Linked DNA regions of Homo sapiens: region 2 is linked to region 1. Evidence: chromatin contacts called from ENCODE Hi-C or POLR2A ChIA-PET data. All regions are on one chromosome and are shown on one strand. Each heading gives the region's core, a stretch centred on a gene start or an enhancer-like site at or near the end of the contact. The rest is flanking DNA. Distances are from core to core; before and after follow the strand shown.

What was found. A loop is a pair of places that touch in the nucleus more often than their neighbours do. ChIA-PET counts read pairs that join two places held with the same protein, here RNA polymerase II (POLR2A). Pooled maps may share reads with other maps.
Region 2: a map of Right ventricle myocardium inferior shows a loop between it and region 1 (2.4-fold over the local background). The contact joins two enhancer-like sites. A Hi-C loop is called at or near these places in 1 of 168 maps with a recorded cell type or tissue (Right ventricle myocardium inferior) and 3 of 50 pooled maps. POLR2A ChIA-PET finds 5 or more read pairs at or near these places in 1 of 52 experiments (activated CD8-positive, alpha-beta memory T cell).

What each region holds. Positions count from the first base shown.
Region 1 is chr20:39,982,886-39,989,344 of GRCh38, forward strand. No RefSeq gene overlaps it. Among named protein-coding and RNA genes, the nearest start is that of LINC01370, 18 kb to the right of the region's middle. RefSeq lists an enhancer at 2,905-3,608. Within about 2 kb of position 2,576, at least 19 of the 41 ENCODE cell types and tissues checked have a DNase peak (open chromatin) inside an H3K27ac peak, as active enhancers do.
Region 2 is chr20:40,187,737-40,194,039 of GRCh38, forward strand. No RefSeq gene overlaps it. Among named protein-coding and RNA genes, the nearest start is that of LINC01370, 190 kb to the left of the region's middle. Within about 2 kb of position 4,040, at least 4 of the 41 ENCODE cell types and tissues checked have a DNase peak (open chromatin) inside an H3K27ac peak, as active enhancers do.

The DNA of each region.
Region 1 (6,459 bases), core at 1,326-3,825:
ATGAGGATGAGAAGGGGAGAAGATCTAACAAAATGGGGAGTATATGTGATTATATTTGGGGGGCCCAGGGACTGTTAACAGTGACAGGACGGCCAAAAGGTATGTAAGAATGATGAGTTATTGTGTTGCCAGAAAGTGAGCATCCACTCCACTTTGCCTTCTGTGTTTTTAACACAATATATGTAACTGATTAATGCAGCACAAGAATAGATAGAGATCCTGTCCTTGTTTGTGAAAACTAAAGAGAGGGCTGATCATTTCTACTGGGTAAAGTGATGTGATACAAAGATAGCATGCTTGGACATAAGACCCTACAATGCTGAGCCACCTGGAGGAATATGACTCTCCATTTCCATCCCCTCACACGGAATTCACAAGGAATACTGAAGAGTGTTAAGACTTCCACAGACCATTGAACCCATTAGGTGGGAAGAAGGGAGGTTGAGTCATGTTTAGCTTCCTCTCCAGTGGAACAGAGATCTGCAGCTGGCATCTGAATAGCATTCCTCTCATGTAAAGGGTGGAGGGAATGTGTCAACACCAACTGAACACCTAAGCCTTATCTCATGTAATTCTGACAACTGCACAAAGAAATTATTTGTTATCCGGATTATGCTTAAAAGGAAACTAAGTTTCAGAGACATTAAGGAGCATACTAAATTTCACTCAGTTGGTGAGTGATAAACAGTATTTTAAATCCAAGATTGCCTGACCCTGGCCCAATAATCTTTCGATTCCACCACAACTGCCAGAAACATCTATCCACACATCAGGTGTATCCACAGCTGTTTGGTTTGTTGTTGCTGAAATTTAAGTATAACACCTCCCTTAGCAACTGAAAAGGCCCTTAGCTACCTGCAATATTTAACAACTACTTTCTACATAAATAGCTTCTGAAGGTTTTATCTTACAGCATAGTGGGTTCATGACAGCTTTTATCTGAGATGATGAAACAACAAAAATGCCTGGACTATGACCTAGAGCCTGCCCGGGAGGTGGTTGGTCAGGTGTAGTCTCTTGGGAAGTGCTGGGGACACAGATGTTCCAGATGGTTGAGACATTTCTTTCACTAGAGCATGGAGTGTAGAATTAGCCAAAATACCCAACCTCTAGGAAGGAAATACAGATGTTCTAAAATTGTGGTATCCAACTCTTACTTTTCAGATTTCTAGGATTCAACAGAGGTTCCTGAGAGGCCATTGCAAATGTCAGGGGGAAAAGTAATTCAATTAACAACAACAACGATAACAACATAGCTTATAATTGAATATCACCAGGCAGTGTTCTAAGAATTTTGTGTAAATTAACACATTTAATCATGTTTTTATCCTTATGGGCTACATATAACATTATCAATAGCCTCATTTTACAGATGAGTAAACTAAGACAAAGAGGGGTTAAGGAAATTACTCAAGGTTTTGCAGTAAGTGGTCCAACTAGAATTTTTTCACAGGCAGTTTTGTTTCATTGACCATGCTCCTACTCACCATAACGTACTATTTTTCAGGCAGAGAAAGTGTTTATTTTTTTAATTGCACACACACACACATACACACAGACACACACTCACACACACACACGCACACACACACCTTACATCTTCATGGGATTAGTACATTGGACCAGCAGGACTCACAGGATGCAATACCAAAGCAACTTCATTTCCCCCGTAATTGCTCACTCAAACCTGTGCCATGGATCAGACCTTTCCCTAACCCTGGATGAACTCCTGGGCAGAAAAGACCACACAGCTTCCAGATTCCCTCTGAAATAACCAAAGAAACTCCAGGCATTTTAGTTGCCTAAAATAGTGTCTGTTCACTGATGAATATCCCGAGTCCAGTGTAATATTTGAAATTCTGAGTTTCACTCAAAGTTAAAGCCTGTCCCTTCACTTGAACCTGCAATAGGTTGGAAATCCACTGATGGGGAAAGAGGGACTTTGTCTTTTCTACTCTGTTGTCTCCTTCCATCCCCTACCACAGCCTGGTGTTGACTTCGAACCTCCTGGTTGAAGCCAGGAGAGAAAAGAGGTGGAGGCTTAAAAATACCTTAATTGATGAGCACCCATATACAGATCGTTTCATATTACATTGCAATTGTGAAGGTATTTCAAAATGTTGTTTACACTTATCAATGTTTTAAAATTATGAAAATAATGATAGTTATTAGGACTGATGCTAAATCTGGTTATTTAATGTTATAAAAATTTTGAAATATTTTGATAACTCTACTTAAAGAGGATTCCTTTGGCAATTCTATGGATTTAATTTATGTACTTAAAAACAGTAACCTAAGAAGGGGTCATCTATTGCCAAAGACTGCTGAGAGAGTTTATAGCATAAAAGCACCTTGGTTTTGGGGGTTTCTTCTCCACCATATAATGTCTCAACTGTTGTCCTATCTCCCTTCCAGACAACCTTCTTGGGTAAAGTCCCTTTAAGGTGATAAGGGCCAGTTCTCTTCCTCCTGCTCATATGGCTGACATCTCCATGGGAAACATGCACCTTTACCAGTGCTTGGCAGAAGTGCAGGTACTCTGTAACCCCAGCAGCCCCTACTCCATCCGCTGTTCAGGTCTGCTAGTTAACTGGTATGCCCTAGTAGGGCGAACTGGCTTTGCATGTTTGAAGTCCTCTTGTAACAATTGGTAAATAACTTCTGCTCTGAGCTCCCGTCAAATCCTCTGCCAATACCCTTGCCTCCTCAGCCTCTTCCCAGGACCTCCAGACCTCCCACTATTCAGGAACCTAAAAGAAAATACTTGGCAAAGCCAGACCCTGCAAGAGCTGACTCCAAATGCACAAATGATTTCAGTTCTCATTTGTCAGTGCTCGGGCCTCACTAGTTGTTGGAACCCTGTGAAACATCCGCACTATTCATTACATCCAAAGGAAGCAATCTAACTCCCTAATTGGGTTTTTCCAGCCTCTCTCACTAGACTTGAGGCAAGGGGACCACATCCCCTACCCACCCCTTCTTGGAATGGCAGTAGGAAAAATACTCCAACACATTTTCCCAAAGAAATTCTCTCTTTAATCTAGCACCTCAATCTTTTTATACCTTTCATGTGGCTTTTGAACCTTATATATTGAGGGTCCGTATTAAATGTTCATTCACTGAAATTACTGCTGACAATCAATCCCTACACACCACACACACACACACACACCACACACACACACACACCTAAATGTGCTTGGCTATAAGAATTTCCCATGCAGCAGACTATTGAACTACAGATTTTTCAGCATTGGCATTTGGAAAAGGCTCAAACCTGAAGGCAGAGAAAACTAATAGCCTAAGGCCTCCAATCTAAAGATAGATTCTACTAATCCTAGGCTGGCTGCCTTGTACAGCTTTGCAATGTCTCCTCCACATGTGAGCCTGGCCCGCTTGCCTCTCCTGTTTCTACATTCTCAGTTCCTTGGCTGGCTCCCCCAGGGATAACTCTCAGTGCCTGCCTGATCTGTGTTACAAAGCAGACATGAATAGCCAGGCCAGAGAGCCATGTACTAATTTCCTGGGTGGCCAATCCCTCTCTCTCATATCCTAGTGCCATTTTAAGGGAAAAGAAATGTAGGACATGGAATAAACAGAGGGAAACCTGCTTGATTTGTTGTTAATGTGTCAGTGTTTTGTTTTGTGGGTTTAACTTGTAGAAGGCAGGTCTTTGTCTTGTTACTCTCTGGCATTTAACAGGGCCTGCCTTCAGTGACTCAGCCGGGTTTCCTTAGACAGAAAACAGCCACTTAGTGCCTTTTACACCACCAAGAAAATGAGATTATTCCTTGAGGAGATCAGCAGCTCTCGGCTGCTGTCGAAAGGGCGCTTTGCCTGTTTGTTTGGCTGAAAGGCACCACGCAGCCCAGGCTTGTTTAAAATTAGCTTCCTCATAAATCACTTGCACAATGAAGTGTCTGCCTCTGCCCTCTGACATATTTGTGTCTCTGTTTATTTTTAATGATGACATGGCTTTTTCTGTTTCCATTTGGCTCTTTACTCTCCACACTCCCAAGCACTAACTTCTGTGGCAAAAGTACAAAATCTAAGAAACTGCAGGGAAGAAAGAGTTCCTTTTCTACCAGCACATAAATGTAGTGGGGAAACTGAGTTAGCCTTGGGGGTATTTCTGGAGGAAATTGCCTCCTTTCTAACTTTGTCAGATTATAATATCCTGAAATTGTACTTTTTGAAAGAGTAAGAGGGTGATGGCAATATTCTGTAACTTGATAGGGGTCTGTGTTACACACGTGTATGTGTTTGCAAAACTCAATAAATGTATATGTACCTTACATGTAAGTTTTTACATAAAGAAAAAAGTAAACTAATAATGAACTCTAATAATATTTATACAGAACTATTTAAGAAGAAGTATACTAGTTTTCTCAATTTACTTTGAAATGCATCCAAAACTGTGATAAATTAATTGATGGATAGATGGACAGACGTGATAAAACAAGTAGAAAAAAAATGTTAAAGGCAAAATATAGATGGTAGGTACAAGTCTGTTCCCTGCAAAATTACTTCAACTTTGCTGCAAGTTTGAATATTTTTACAATAAATTATTAGAATAAATGCTCTCTTGGTGACCCACACTGAATCCTTGGAAACATCAGAGAGCCACAGCTTCTAAAATCCTGTATTCCACCCAAATTTTATTTTTAAAAATCTATATTTATATAGAGTTAAATTGCAATAATTTATGACAACAAGGAAAACAGTATCCTTGACCCAGTAAAAAGTACAAAATACAGAATATTCTAAGAGAGAGGGAAATTTTATTAGTTAGACACATAAGAACCTTCTTCAATTTAAATGGCATGTAACTAGAAGTTCTTAATGCAGCTCTCTAATCCAATATATAAAACACAAATGAAGAACAGTAAAGGGCATACAATGACCAAAACCCACATAGGATGAATTCAAATGGGCCTGGGGTGAGAAAGTCCAACCTTAGTGAACCCACAGTTACTGTTGAAACAAACAAACAAACAAACGAATACCCAGAAAAGTCTGAAACAAGGAAAAAAACTGGAGAATTCTTCTATGAATGCTACCTTTTTGAGGCAAGGTCTTTTCTTTCTTTCTTTCTTTCTTTTTTTTTTTTTTTCTGAGACAGAGTGTCACTCAGTCTCCCAAGCTGGAGTGCAGTGGCTCGATCTCGGCTCACTACAACCTCCGCCTCCCGGGTTCAAGTGATTCTCCTGCCTCAGCCTCCCGAGTAGCTGAGACTACAGGCGTCCGTCACCATGCCTGGCTAATTTTTGTATTTTTAGTAAAGACAGGGTTTCACCATATTGGCCAGGCTGGTCTCGAACTCCTGACCTTGTGATCCACCCGCCTCAGCCTCGCAAAGTGCTGGGATTACAGGTGTGAGCCATAGCACCCAGCTGGTGAGACAAAGTATTTTTATTTTCTTATTACAACTTTTGGAGACTTTGACTTCCAGAAAACAACCAGATAATTAGAAAAGAAGAGCTCTTAGCACATATTGCCATGGTACACTGAAAAATTACACTGCTTTGGCAAGAATGTGGACAGGAAAACTCATGGTAACAGTATATTGCAGAGGTAGTAGTTTGTTGTGCATTTCTTTTCTTCAGAATGGCAGTTGGAGTTGAAAAAGCCACCTCTGCAGCAGAGCTCAATAATATGAAAGTTGATTATTTTCCAATATGATATTGGAAGTTGTTCTAGTTATTGTACAATTAACCTGTCTTCTGGGGAAGGGAAATATACTCCTCCCGTGGAAGAGAGTAAGGAAATGAACAATAAGCTAATAAACCTTAATATCTAAATGAGTTTCTTTTCACAAATGAAGACCATGTACCCTTATTGACAAACACCAGCTCTTGATAAATGTCCAGTTTACTCATTCATGGATGAGTAAACTGAAAAATATTTTAAAATATATTTAATTGGCTATAAAATACACCTACAAAGTAATCTTCAAAGACAAGTCTTAAAAATGACATAAGAAAAAGTAAAAGGATCAGACAAAACTCCAAATCATGCAAAAACAGTCTGCATTTGAGGTGGTAAATAAAGAATTAACACTACTTGAACTTAAGATGTGAACATAAAGTACAATTTGAAAAGTTCTCAAAAAACATTGATGAGAAAGACAAAGGGAGGGAGAGAAACAGGATACAAACCATAGACTTGAATGTATTCCGCAGGAAGTACCCAAACTGAAAGGAAACAACAAAAATAAATAAATAAATAAAGTCAGAGAAAAGGTCTGAGAGCACATTGCCAAGGAGTCAATAGCATTTCAGGGAAGTTAGTGAAGAGGAGCCAAGTGTGGTTCCCTGCACAGCAGCCATGCAAAATGAGTTCAAAGGTTAAGAAAATGAGGATTGGAAAGTTTTGTTAGCTTGACCAAAGCCTAGATCTAGAATGGGATCTCAGGAATTTTATTATCAGAATCATAAATCAGAAATATCAAGTCTGTAA
Region 2 (6,303 bases), core at 2,790-5,289, 210 kb after region 1:
GCTACAACTTTATTATTACTTTTGCTATTTAGTGGTTTCATTAGAGATTATGGTATACATCTTTTAACATATCACAGTCTACTTTCAAGTGATATCATATCACTGCATGTATGATATGAGTCTTATAAGAGTACATCTAAATTTCTCTTCTCATGTTCTCTAGAATATTGCTATAACACACTTTACATCTACATATGTGTGTGTGTGTGTGTATATATATATATATATATATATATATATATATACACACCCCAAATACAATCTTTTTATTTTTGTTTAAACAATCAATTATCTTTTAATAGTTCAAGTTTTAAGAAAAAAACTCTATCTATCTATACAAGTTATATTTGGGTCTTTTTAAATATCTTCCATATCTCCTCTTAGGTTTTTGAACATCTGGAATACAGTTATAGTAACTGTTTTGCTGCCATTTCTCTGCTAATACTAGCATTTTGTCAGTTCTGGGTTGGTTTCTAATAAGTTTATTTTCTCATTTTGTTCTTGCTCTTTGAATGCTTGATAATTTTTGAATGAATGCCAGGAATTGTGTGTTTTATGTTGCTGAATGCTAGATGTTTTTTGTATTCTCATAAATGTTCTTGAACTTTGCTCTGGGGTGCTTTAAGTTACTTGGAAATTATTTAATCTTTGAGGGTATGGTTTTTAATATATATTATATGGGACCACAGCAGTGTTCACTGTAGTGATAACTACTCTCCACCACTGAGACAAGACATTTCTGTGGACTCTGCCAAATGCCTCATGAATCTTGAGGTTTCTGGTCGGGCTGCTAAGAATAGTCAACACTATCAGCTTTCTAATCCCTTTCGGTGGTTCTTTTCCTGACCTCAGGTAGTTTACACACACACACACACATTCATCTGTACTCAGTTTAATATCTGAGGGATGCCTTTTTAGATCTCTGGAGTGCTTACTCTCTTAACAGCTCTTTCTTCTCTGATATTCTAGCCCTCTTGACCTCCCTGGATTCTCTGCTCCATGTCCTCTTCTCAGGGAGCCCACCACCCTCTGTCTGGGTTCTTCCTTCTTATGTATGGCCTTGGATATCTCTGATGGCAGTAAGCTGAAACAATTTGAAGGATCTCATCCCTCAGAGATCACTGCCCTTCACTGTTGGATGTCCAGTGTCTTGCAAATTATTGGATTATATAATCTATATAGTTTTTAAAATGTATTTACTATTGACTGTTTCAGGTAAAAGAATAAATCCAGTCCCTGTTACTCCATCTTAGCTGAACGTGAAAATATAAAGAATTATTTTTATCCCCATTTCACAGAGAAGACTAAAGACCAAAGTAGACTGGTTTTCCCCAAGGCCACATGTTGCCAGGTGTGGTGGCTCACGCCTGTAATCTCAGCACTCTGGGAGGCTGAGGCAGGGAGATCACCTGAGGTCAGGAGTTTGAGACCAGCCTGGCCAACATGGTGAAACCCCGTCTCTACTAAAAATAAAAAAATTAGCTGAGTAATATGGCAGGCACCTGTAACCCCAGGTACTTAGCTGGCTGAGGCAGGAAAATTGCTTGAACCCAGGAGGTGGAGGTTGCAGTGAGCAGAGATCACACCACTGTGCTCCAGCCTGGATGACAGAAGGAGACTCTGTCTCAAAAAAAAAAAAAAAAAAAAAAAAAAAAAGAAAAGAAACTCACAGGAGTGCACTACTGTATACATGTTTGTTTCTATTTTTGTCCTTCTAGACATTAAAAAGTCAGAATTTTCCTTCTCTAGTTTCTTGGGACTTTGCTCTGGATGTACAAATTAGGCAACTCTTTAGGAAGCTAATGGTCCATCTGGTCTCCATTTAGAAAGTTGATGTGGAGTGTTTCTTTTTTTGCCAGTCAAGTTTCTAGAACTACCCATCTTAAAAATCTTTCTTTACTGGTCATTTTTCATAGTGGCCACCCAATTTGTTTCTCTAAATGAGATTCCCATATTTGTGCTTTATATCTGCCTATCCTCATTCAACAATTTTATAGTTCAAACTCATCTTTTTATTTACCCATATCCCTGGAACTACACAAACTGACTTCTGCCAGCATACTTTCATATGAGTCACCTCCTAGTTGCTCACTATCAATGTTAACATACGAAACCGGAGTTACATTATCATTTTCCCCACTCTAGTCACATTGTGTTACAGTCAAATTCACATGTAATTTTATTTTTGGGTTTCCATTGCATCTGTCTCTGGCCTTGACCTTAGAAGGAAAAATAATTCTTGATATTTCATGTGTATTTGGTGCCTGCTGTGTCTTTTAATAAAATTTGGAGAAGAGTGAGGAGTAGAGATTAAATAAAGGCAGAGACATCTTCTTTGGACGAGAGTGTTCAATGTTAAGAAAAAGACAAAACAAAACAAAACAAAAAAAACAAAAAACAAGATACAAGATCCAAGCATCAGGGGTTAAAGATTTCTACAGTGAACAAAGGCACCTTTGGTAAATGATCTCATTTAGCAACCATGACTAGGGAATCACACCTTGACTTCACACTTCTCTCCTTGCATTCACTGGGACACTGGGCCATGTATTTATTATGTCCCCAGAGAACAAAGACTTACATACAAAACTGCAAACAACTCAGCAAAGTTGCTAAAAATAATTATATTTCAGTAGATGATTCTAAGAAAGGAGGGAGAAAAATGTACTTAGCAAAACCAGAAATCTCCAGTAGACACTGGAGTAGAACTGAACAAAATCTTATATAAAAATAGCATTTGGGTCCCATCTGAATTTAGTGATAAGGACTGTAACAATACAATACAAATGTACCTCGTGCAGCATTTGTCATCTGACTCTGGCTCTCGGACACTTTATAGCATTAGATAATGCAGTTACATGGGAGATCTAATAGCAGAGGAACAGGAAAATTAAAAGATTTAAAGTCAGGTAGGCATAGTAGTATGTCAAATAAATTTACAAGAGAATTGGTACACTGACAAGGCCCAGATGAATCAAAAATTCATGTAAGAAAGAGATTATTTTAGGATGACAAGAGCTAGGTCCAAAGAGTGTCAGAAAGAAGCAGGAACAGGAAGAAAGATGCAGATACCACACCTATGCGTGGACCATTCTCTAATCACTTCATGCACCCCATCACATTTTGTCTCTACAGATCTCTCTGATACACACATCATCATCTTAACCTTACACAGGCAAAAAAAATTGATGGTCAGGGAGTGAATGCAAATTTCCCAAAAGTCAAATAACAAGTGCCAGAGGCAGGATGCAAGCCAAATCTTCTAACTGATGGTTCTCAAATTTTAGTGCTCATGCGGACACGTGCATGTACACACAGACAGAAACACACATCTCCTGGGGAGGTTCTTAAAAACTGCACATTTCCAGGCACCCCTCCCCAAATATTTTGACTCAGTGGATCTGGGATAGGAGTCTGTAAGAGGATCAAGGGATCTGAGGGCTGATGAGGGAAAAAATATGACCATGAGAGGCAGTAACATACAAGTTTTTTTGGTGGCACTTGCCCAGGATCACATGACAGGGGAAGTGCCTCATAGCACTAGACTATCAGAGGCTTATAGGGAAGGGGCCATCACCCAGAAGAGAAGGAGGGACAGGGAACTACCTGAAGAGGGGATATCAGAGAGGGGCTTACGTGTCTAAGTTGTGTCACTCAGCAGCACAGCGGTGAGCCTCTGGGACAGAAAACCAAAAGGCAATAATGGGTTGGGGGTCCTTGTAATTACTAGGCCCCATTTTATCAAGGTGTGAGCAATTGCATGAGTTTTCTTGGGTCATGCAAAGCAGGTAGGCTCTAAATAGCTTTTAAAAATCTACTTGTTTGGGCTTTAAAAAATAATTAGATGTGTAAAACTCTTGGGTTTGGCACTGTCAGGCTTTTGAACTCATTTATATGACAGAGTGGGACCACATTCGAGGAGATAACTCTGTTGTGGTATGTTCCAGCCACATTTTAAGGAAGAAAATAATATTTCAAACTCCAAGTGCTGGGCTCTCTTCATTGTAGCCCAGCCAACTCAAACAGTGGATAAGTATGCCAGGAGTCAGTGTCCGTGTGAGCACATGCTGGCCAGGCCTCGGGATCTGGGTTAGGATCGCAAACATGTTTTCTTCATCTTCATGAGGACAAATTCTTTTTATACAAGCTGGACTTCTTCAATCATTCTTTATGAACAAAGGGAGAACAGGAAAGCTCTGTTTAATGAACTTCCCAATCCAGTTAGGAGTAAAAAGTAGAATACACACCACATTTGGAGCACTTTATGTTAGGATTCCGCCCAAAATATACCATAGTTGCATGAAACCGTAAGCTCACTGGTAGCTGGAACTGGGTTTGTTGGAGGGACCATCATAATCACTGCCTCTAAAGCAAGGCCTTTCCAATGACAGTAGTGAGTAAATGAGCATGGACTAAATAAAGAACACAGGAACATCTAAGTTACCGGGCTCTACATATTCAAGTTGTTGTGCTGAGAAATCTGTCTGGAGCCATGAACTTCAATCAGTTCTCCCATCGTCCCTGCCAGATGGGACTTCAGTTTCTGTCCTCACCACAAGGCTGAGTCACAAACCCAGGCTGACACTGGGAATGTGGCATTTAAACTGGTGCTTACCAAGCTTATAAGAGTTTCTTTGAGTGACCCGGGAGAAGGGGATGGTAAGACAAAGAAAACCACTGATTGGAAAAGGGGGCATGAGGAGTCCAGTCCTCAATTCTCGTACAGGTGGGGGTAAAGAGGGAAATTCAAGCATTCCCTTAGTATTTTGCTTCCACCTCCCTGTTCCCACCTCATTCTTTGTAACTCAAATCAGAACCTCCTCTCTCTAAAATCTGTTCCCTGGTACCTAGGAATCACAGGATAGGAGGCTATTTTTTTTTATCTTGACACAAAATTTGCCACCTCCAACCTCAAACTGCTCAACCCACAGCTCCCTCCAAGCCCACCCAGGTTTTAAAATGTGCTCCAAGTCTCAGCATTGTGGTCAGACAGTGCAGCACCTGCTGCTGAGTTTAGGGTTCTACTCATCTCCAGCCCTACCCACCTCCTACCCATGAAAGAGAAATATAAGAGTTCTAATTGCAGTTGCTAATATTGTGTTTCATAATAAAAATGAAAACATAATTTATTTTTAAAGGATGACCTGCAAATTTTGCTTCCCTTTTCCTCAATTTGCCCTTGTGCAAAAACCGTGGTTTGTTGCTGTCCTAGTTAACTCCTTACTGCTAGAGACAGGCCCTATCTTTCATGGTAACACACACATAGGTAATTTTTTTTTTTTTTTTTTTTTTTTTTTTTTTTTTTTTTTTTTTTTTTTTTTTTTTTGAGACGGGGTGTTGCTCTGTCGCCCAGGCTGGAGTGCAGTGGTGCGATCTGGGCTCACTGCAAGCTCCGCCTCTCTGGTTTGCGCCATTCTCCCGCCTCAGCCTCCCCAGTAGCTGGGACTTTAGGCGCCCGCCACTGCGCCCGGCTAATTTTTTGTGTTTTTAGTAGAGACGGGGTTTCACGTGTTAGCCAGGATGGTCTCGATCTCCTGACCTCGTGATCCGCCCGCCTCGGCCTCCCAAAGTGCTGGGATAACAGGCGTAAGCCACCGCGCCCGGCCACACATAGATAATTTTAAGACCATGTGGATGCTCTCTATTCCTCATGCAACCCATGGAAACATTGCTAATGTGCTTCTTTCTACCACGTTGCCCTTCCTGTCTCCCTCTATCCTCTGGATAATTCCTGGTCATCCTTTTAACATTACTTCCTAAACCTGTTTTTCCAAATGTGGTCCATGCTCTAGCATCACGAGCATCTCTTGAAAGTATATTAAGAAACAGAATCTAAGGCATTACTCCCCTGCTCCTGAATAAGAGTCTTCATTTTAAATAAGTCTCAGGGGGCTTCATGTGCATGTTAGAGTTTTAGAAGCATAGCCCTAGAAGATATCTTTCTAGAAGGAGTCACACTTATTTTCTGGCTTCCATTTCCTTGTTCATGCTTCTTATTCTATTATAATGACTCTAGGAAACTCCTTTTCTAGAGCAAAGGTTTTCTAATTGCACCTAATAAATTGTACTCACTGAAAATCATAACAGGGTAGTGAGGTCAATTTAGTGGGTCATAACCAGGTCTTTTAATTAAATAAAATAAAATAAACCACTCTAGAATAGAATGGAAAATATCACCAGGCAAGTATAGTTTCATATAACTTTGAAACAGTATGTCTATGTGTGTGTCCATGTATACTGGATTGTCTACATATATTTACTGTGGACCATGATTATAAAAACTTGAAACCCTCTCTAAGCTCC